Linked DNA regions of Homo sapiens: region 1 is linked to region 2. A link is a loop called in an ENCODE intact Hi-C map of the cell type or tissue named here. Cell type or tissue: dorsolateral prefrontal cortex. All regions are shown on one strand. Each heading gives the region's core, and the rest is flanking DNA. Links, peaks and the distances in the headings are about the cores only. Region 1 overlaps NADK2 (NAD kinase 2, mitochondrial). Region 2 overlaps SKP2 (S-phase kinase associated protein 2).

Evidence for each region. Peaks named below come from ENCODE experiments on the same cell type or tissue, not always from the same donor. Only the 100,000 strongest peaks of a DNase experiment are listed, where the experiment ranks them.
Region 1: a loop joins it to region 2, with 4 times the contacts of the local background. A loop is called at or near these places in 48 of 110 quality-filtered maps.

Annotation. Positions count from the first base shown.
Region 1 is chr5:36,235,979-36,238,899 of GRCh38, reverse strand. The region is part of intron 1 of NADK2 (NAD kinase 2, mitochondrial); the gene reads left to right. Among named protein-coding and RNA genes, the nearest start is that of NADK2, 4.5 kb to the left of the region's middle. In dorsolateral prefrontal cortex, for the core only: no CTCF peak of the experiment used is centred there; no DNase peak of the experiment used is centred there; H3K4me3 peaks cover 354 bases; H3K27ac peaks cover 1,779 bases.
Region 2 is chr5:36,161,529-36,164,449 of GRCh38, reverse strand. SKP2 (S-phase kinase associated protein 2) reads right to left here. Exons shown (of 10, transcript NM_005983.4): 3 at 694-805. Among named protein-coding and RNA genes, the nearest start is that of SKP2, 11 kb to the right of the region's middle. In dorsolateral prefrontal cortex, for the core only: no CTCF peak of the experiment used is centred there; a DNase peak (open chromatin) is centred at 1,139; H3K4me3 peaks cover 1,673 bases; H3K27ac peaks cover 2,500 bases.

The sequences.
Region 1 (2,921 bases), core at 90-2,589, 74 kb before region 2:
TAAGGCATGCACAGAATAGGTTTACAACCTTCAAGCTAGTCAAAGTTTTGACTTTTATTTACCGTTTCATATTGGTTACATTGCTTTATTTTAAAATCTTGTCTTTTTCCCCATTGATTGACCAGTGACTTATTTTGTGATATCAGATTTCTGGTCAAACATTTTACCTCTACTGTCTCATGACCTTTCAAAGGCCAGTAAAACTATTATTACAATTTACTTGCATCATTAAGAGATGTAGCTGTTGGCAAATGTGCAATTGCTATTAACAGGGTCCTTGACACAAATTAGAACTCTAGATGAAACAAAACTGACTTGGAAAGGATTTTGACACCAGAAACATACCTCATTGGTCAAAAAAAGGTTTTATTTAAAGCTCTTTTTCACCTGTCACCAGGGATGGGGAACTGAATAAGGAAAAAAAATTTTAATGTAGAACAAATAAGAAGTCAGCAGTTTCTGCCCTCCTCTCCATCATTCCAGGTCTCACAACTCGGCAACCCTTTTACTGGTTCCTATTTTTAGTTTTGTTTTTTAAAATTCATAATGGGATAGAATAATTTCATTTAACAGTCTGCCGTGTTATTGGATTAAACTAGATGACTTGGAAGGTGTAGCACCTTGGATTTCCCTTTTGTTTTCTGAAGATTTTGTGGCTTAGGTTGTAGCACTTGGGCAGATAATACTTTTGCCACAGGGTATGCAATAAGCGTACCATGGTATACTTTTGTCAGGTGGTATACTTTTGCTACATTGTATGCAATAAGTATATTACATACAATATGATTGTTAATCAAATTAAAGAGCATGATTTGGAGTACTGCCAGAGCTTTCTAACTGAATCCTTGCTCCTCTCAAATCTTCTAGACACAGTTACCAGAGTGTCTATCTAAAGTGAACATCTGGCCCTTTCTCTCTTTTGCTTGGAACTCCACAGAAGCTCCCTGTACCCTTTAGTCACCAAGAGTACTTGTTAAAATGCAGACACCTGAACCTTAGCCCCGCAAGACTCTGACTCAGTTTGTGGAGAATTCCCAGACTTTGGTTTTATGAAGCACACACCTGAAATTAATGACTCCGGCTGAATTCCAGGGATGTGTTTTATCCCTGGTTGGCATGTGGTCCCCAGTTAAACTGAGAAACACAGTTGTGGGCTCAAGTTCATGATCTTTAGAATGGCAGATAAGTCCCTTCATGAACTGGCTATCTCTTGAGCTTCACTTCTGATCACTTCTTGTCTTAAATTTCATATTCTAGCAATTTCAAACTGTGTTAATTTCCATTAGATGTTGTACTGATTTAGTTTAATTTATGGATCAGTAGCACATAAAATGATTCAAAATATAAAAGATACAAAATATTATACAAAGAAGTCTTTCTGTTACTTGTCATTTGTCATTCAGTTTTGTCCCTGGAAGTAACTGTTATCAATTTCTTGTGTTTTCTTCCAGAAGCAACCTATACCTACAAATCAGCACAGTGAAATATTCTTTTTCTTTGCCTCATCTCTTTTTATTCAATGATAATATACTATTTAAGCTATTATGTGCCTTTTTTTTTAGCCTAACAGCATTTGTGGAGATTGTCATAAAGAACATTCCCATTCTTTTTAAAAATAGTATGTATGTTACTTTATTTTGTGTCCTAATTTATCTTCTGCTATTAAACACATTCTGAAATGAATAACATTTGTGTTTATATGCATGTAAATCAAGCTCTAAGACAAATACCTAAAGTTGAAATTGTTGAGTCAAAAGCCTTGTGCATATAAAGTTTTAACAGATTTGGCCAAATTGCTTCCCTTAGAGATTATACAGATTTTTACTTTCACCAGCCCTGTATAAGGGGACTTATTTTTCCATACATAGTTCATTAAATTGTTGGGTCTTTGCCAACCTGGTGGGTGAAAGATGGTATTTCAGGGTGGTTGAATTTGCATCTCTCAGTGTCTATGTGTCTACTTTTGTAGCCTCCTTTGATTTGAATGCTCTTCTTCCTCTATCCAATTCCTGTTTTTTTTTTTTTTTTTTTTGAGGTTAAGCTCAGACATTACTCTCTCAGGATGCCATCCTTGGTAACCTTGCTGTGCCTCTGCCTTTCTCTGGCTACCAAGATTGTGTTAGGCATTCTTCACTTCATAATACTTATCTGTGATTATTTTCTTTTCTAAACTGTAAACTCTTTGAGGGCAAGAATTGCATCTCCTTTATCGTCCTCTCCACCCCCATACTTCCACTAAAAAAAGTAGTAAAATGTTTCTGATGTTCTGTTAAGATCATTTTTAGGTCTTTTCTCCTTGAGCCTGGGGACCAGCTTCCTTCTAGTCCAGGGCCTTATTACCAGCTGTCTGTCTTTCCAGATGTTAGCTGCTGAAAGCTTAAGTCAGAGTTTAAGCCTTAAGCTTTGGATTCTTTGATAGAGGTTTCGGGTTAAATGTCTTTGAAAAACATGAGCCCAAGCAAAAGATGATTTTTATTTGACTATGGGATTCTTTTTGGTGGGAGGGAGCAGAAAATGTTTTAAATTCTGTGGAACACAACTTGGAAAACAGAGGTTTAAGGTATACTCCCTTTCTATAAATACTTGCAGTTAAATAGGAAACTCACAAAGATGTAGAAGAATTAAATATCACAGTAGCTGAAGTGTCACCATTAGAGAATCATTGACCAACATGCTTCACAGCCCTGATGTTCAGCCTTCACTGTATATAAGCATTATCTAGGGGGAGGTTTTAAAAACTACAAATATGTGACCAGCCATGAGATTGCAAATAACAAAATTTTTCACTGTTATCATTTTACTATATTTTTAATTATATAAATTAACTTCTAATAGTTGTGTTTGATGCACATTAATCTCTTCTCAACTAGTAAAGTGTAAATTGACTTTATTTGTCACTATCAGTGAACTTTGTAATGTAC
Region 2 (2,921 bases), core at 132-2,631:
TAGCCTTTTTCTTGCTCCAGGCCTGTTATTGCCTTTCCAGCTCACCAAGTCTTTCCACATGCAACTCACCTTCCACACTTGAAAAGTGTTGCCAAAAAAAGAGCACAACCCCACCAATGGCTACTCTGTGTGGAACATGTCTGTGAGTCAGGCATTACACCAGCATCTTCACATTTCATCCTCATAACCAGTGGTTTCCTCCTCATAACCATTATCCCCATTTACATATGGGGAGACTGAGGCTCAGCAGTGTCAACTAACTCACTCAGGTCATGCAGAGCGTAAGCAGCAGAGGCTGGGTGTGCACTCGGGTCTAACACCAAGCCTGTGTTCCCTCTCCCTATTGTGCTCACTGCTCAGCCCAGCGGCGTGAGGAACCGCTGTCTGCATGCACCTCTGTAACTCTCTCCGCACTTAAAGCACACCGCCTGGCCTACAGTCAGCATCCCATAAACACATGCTGCACTGAATACAGGGCAAAGAGGTTTCCAGACATTGGTAAGTTTATCCCTCCCAGGAAATTCCTCTTCCACTGTGAAATGAGGACACTGATTAATAAAAATATGAAGATACCTAGTTTGCTTTGCGCTGCTCTATTTTTCTTGGTTTTTAGTTTCATCAGACCAAAACGAATAAATAACCTTCCTCTCCTCTTCCTCCCCTACGTTTGCCAAAGGGGTGAAAAATACTTACGCTAGGCGATACCACCTCTTACAAACACCAGAGACCTTTAGCAGCTCAGGGAGGCACAGACAGGAAAAGATTCCCAAGAGCAGCTCATCCGGAAGGGAGTCCCATGAAACACCTTTGGAGGGAAAACAAGTGTTTGCCATCACCATTCTTTCACCCTATCAAGTCTACTGAGTCTTTTCAAACACATAAAGAATATACAACATTTAGCTTAAATGAGGAATTTAGCACAAATTAAATTACTCATCCTCACAATTATTTTTGTTTGAAAAATCATTTCTGTTGAACAGAAAAATAATTGTGGTGATGAGTAATTTAATTCGTGTTAAATTCCCCATTCCATCATCTATGTACCCTGAAGTGACCACCACACTCTCTCAGCAAATCAAAAAGAGAAACCCAGAACACTTTTCCTATTCTTCCCTTCAGCTCTAGCCAGCCAATCGGAGGCTGTGGCATGAAGAGTGGTACAGAGCAAGTCCCACCCTCTCAAATGTCATTCAATGACATTGTCAATTCATTGACATCAATAAGATATTGTGGTGCTTCTGGGTGCAAAGGAAGGCCTTGTTTCTCTCTGATGTGGACTCAGTAGTGACCTTATTTAAAAGGCAAATAAATCTTCTTCCCTTTCTGCTATGGTTGGCTGTGTCCCCACCCAAATCTCATCTTGAATTGTAGTTCCCATAATCCCCATGTGTTGCGGGAGGGACCCAGTGGGAGGTAATCAAATCATGGGGACGGTTACCTGGTGATAACCGCCCCTGTAATTTGATGCTGTTCTGGTGATAAGTGAGTTCCCACAAGATCTTATGGTTTTACAAGTGGCTTCCCCGACCCCTTTGCTCTGCACTTGATGCCGCCATGTGGAGAAGGACGTTTGCTTCCCCTTCCACCAAGCTTGTACGTTTCCTGAGGCCTCCCCAGCCAGGCTGAACTGTGAGTCAATTAAACCTCTTTCCTTTATGAATTACCCAGTCTTGGGTATGTCTTTATTAACAACATGAGAACAGACTAATATGCTTTCTTTCAGGTTTACAAAAGGCACAGTTTACCTAAAAGAGCAATACAAAAGGGTATTGTCATTTCTTAATTCAACAAATATTTACTGAGCTCCTACTATGGTGCCAGGTATCATTTTAGGTGTTGGGAAGGAGTAGTAAATCAGACCCAAAACACTACCTTCGTGGGACTTCATTCCAGTAATGCGGAACAGATAATCACACATCAAAAAATAAGTACATTATATGATATAGTAAAATTGATCTGTGCTGTGCAGAAAAATTAAACAGGGCAAGGGAGAGAACAGAGAGTTCAGAGCAGATGTTATTAAGTTTGAACATGGTGGTCAGGGAAGGCCATACTGAGATGACGATCACTAAGCAAAGGCTTGAACAAAGTGAGGGAGTGAGCCCTGTGAGTATCTGGTGTACGTGTTCTAGATCCAAGGAACAGCATGTGTGTTTGAGGCATAGCAAGGAGGCCAGTGTAGAGCGCAGAGGTAGGTGGGTAGAAAAATCAGAGAGCAGCCAGGTCATGCAGGCTTCCTAGGTCATGATAAAGCCTTTGGCTTTGACGCTGAATTCTATGAGGCACCACTAGAAGATTCTGAGCACAGGAATGACAGGCCCTCACGTAAGTTCAAAAAGGATCACTCTGGCTGCTGTGTTTAGAACAGAAAGGTGGATGCAGGAAGCGCAGTTTTCTTTCATAGAAGCAATCTCTAAATAACTATTCAACAAGTATGAAACTCTTACATATGAATACATAGAATAATCCCACAAGCTCAGGATAATGTAACAATTGCCAAGAAGGAAATAAATGCACAATGAAGGAATCCTAAAAAACAGTCAGATGAGTTCAATGATTGCCTTCCTAGGCTTTCCACCTCTGATGGATCTTCTACACCAATTCTGGTGATATTCTCTCCTCCTACTCCCATTTAAAGGTGCCAGTCTTTACTGAGCATGTCCTTTGTACCAGGCCCTGTATAAGTGGGTTTGAGGACACAAGGGAGAAAAACACCGAGGAGTGTGACAAACACCTGCTGCCCTGGGCAGTCTTTCTAAACCAGCATGTCTTTCCCCCAGTTAGAATCCTTCAGTGGTACACCCCAGGTATTTAGGCTAAAGTCCACAATGCTTAGTACAAAGTTAAACGCTTTCAGCCAGGTCTCAACTAGTTTTCCTAGGTTTGTTATCTAGAAATGTGTTCCAGCCATTTGGAGCTAC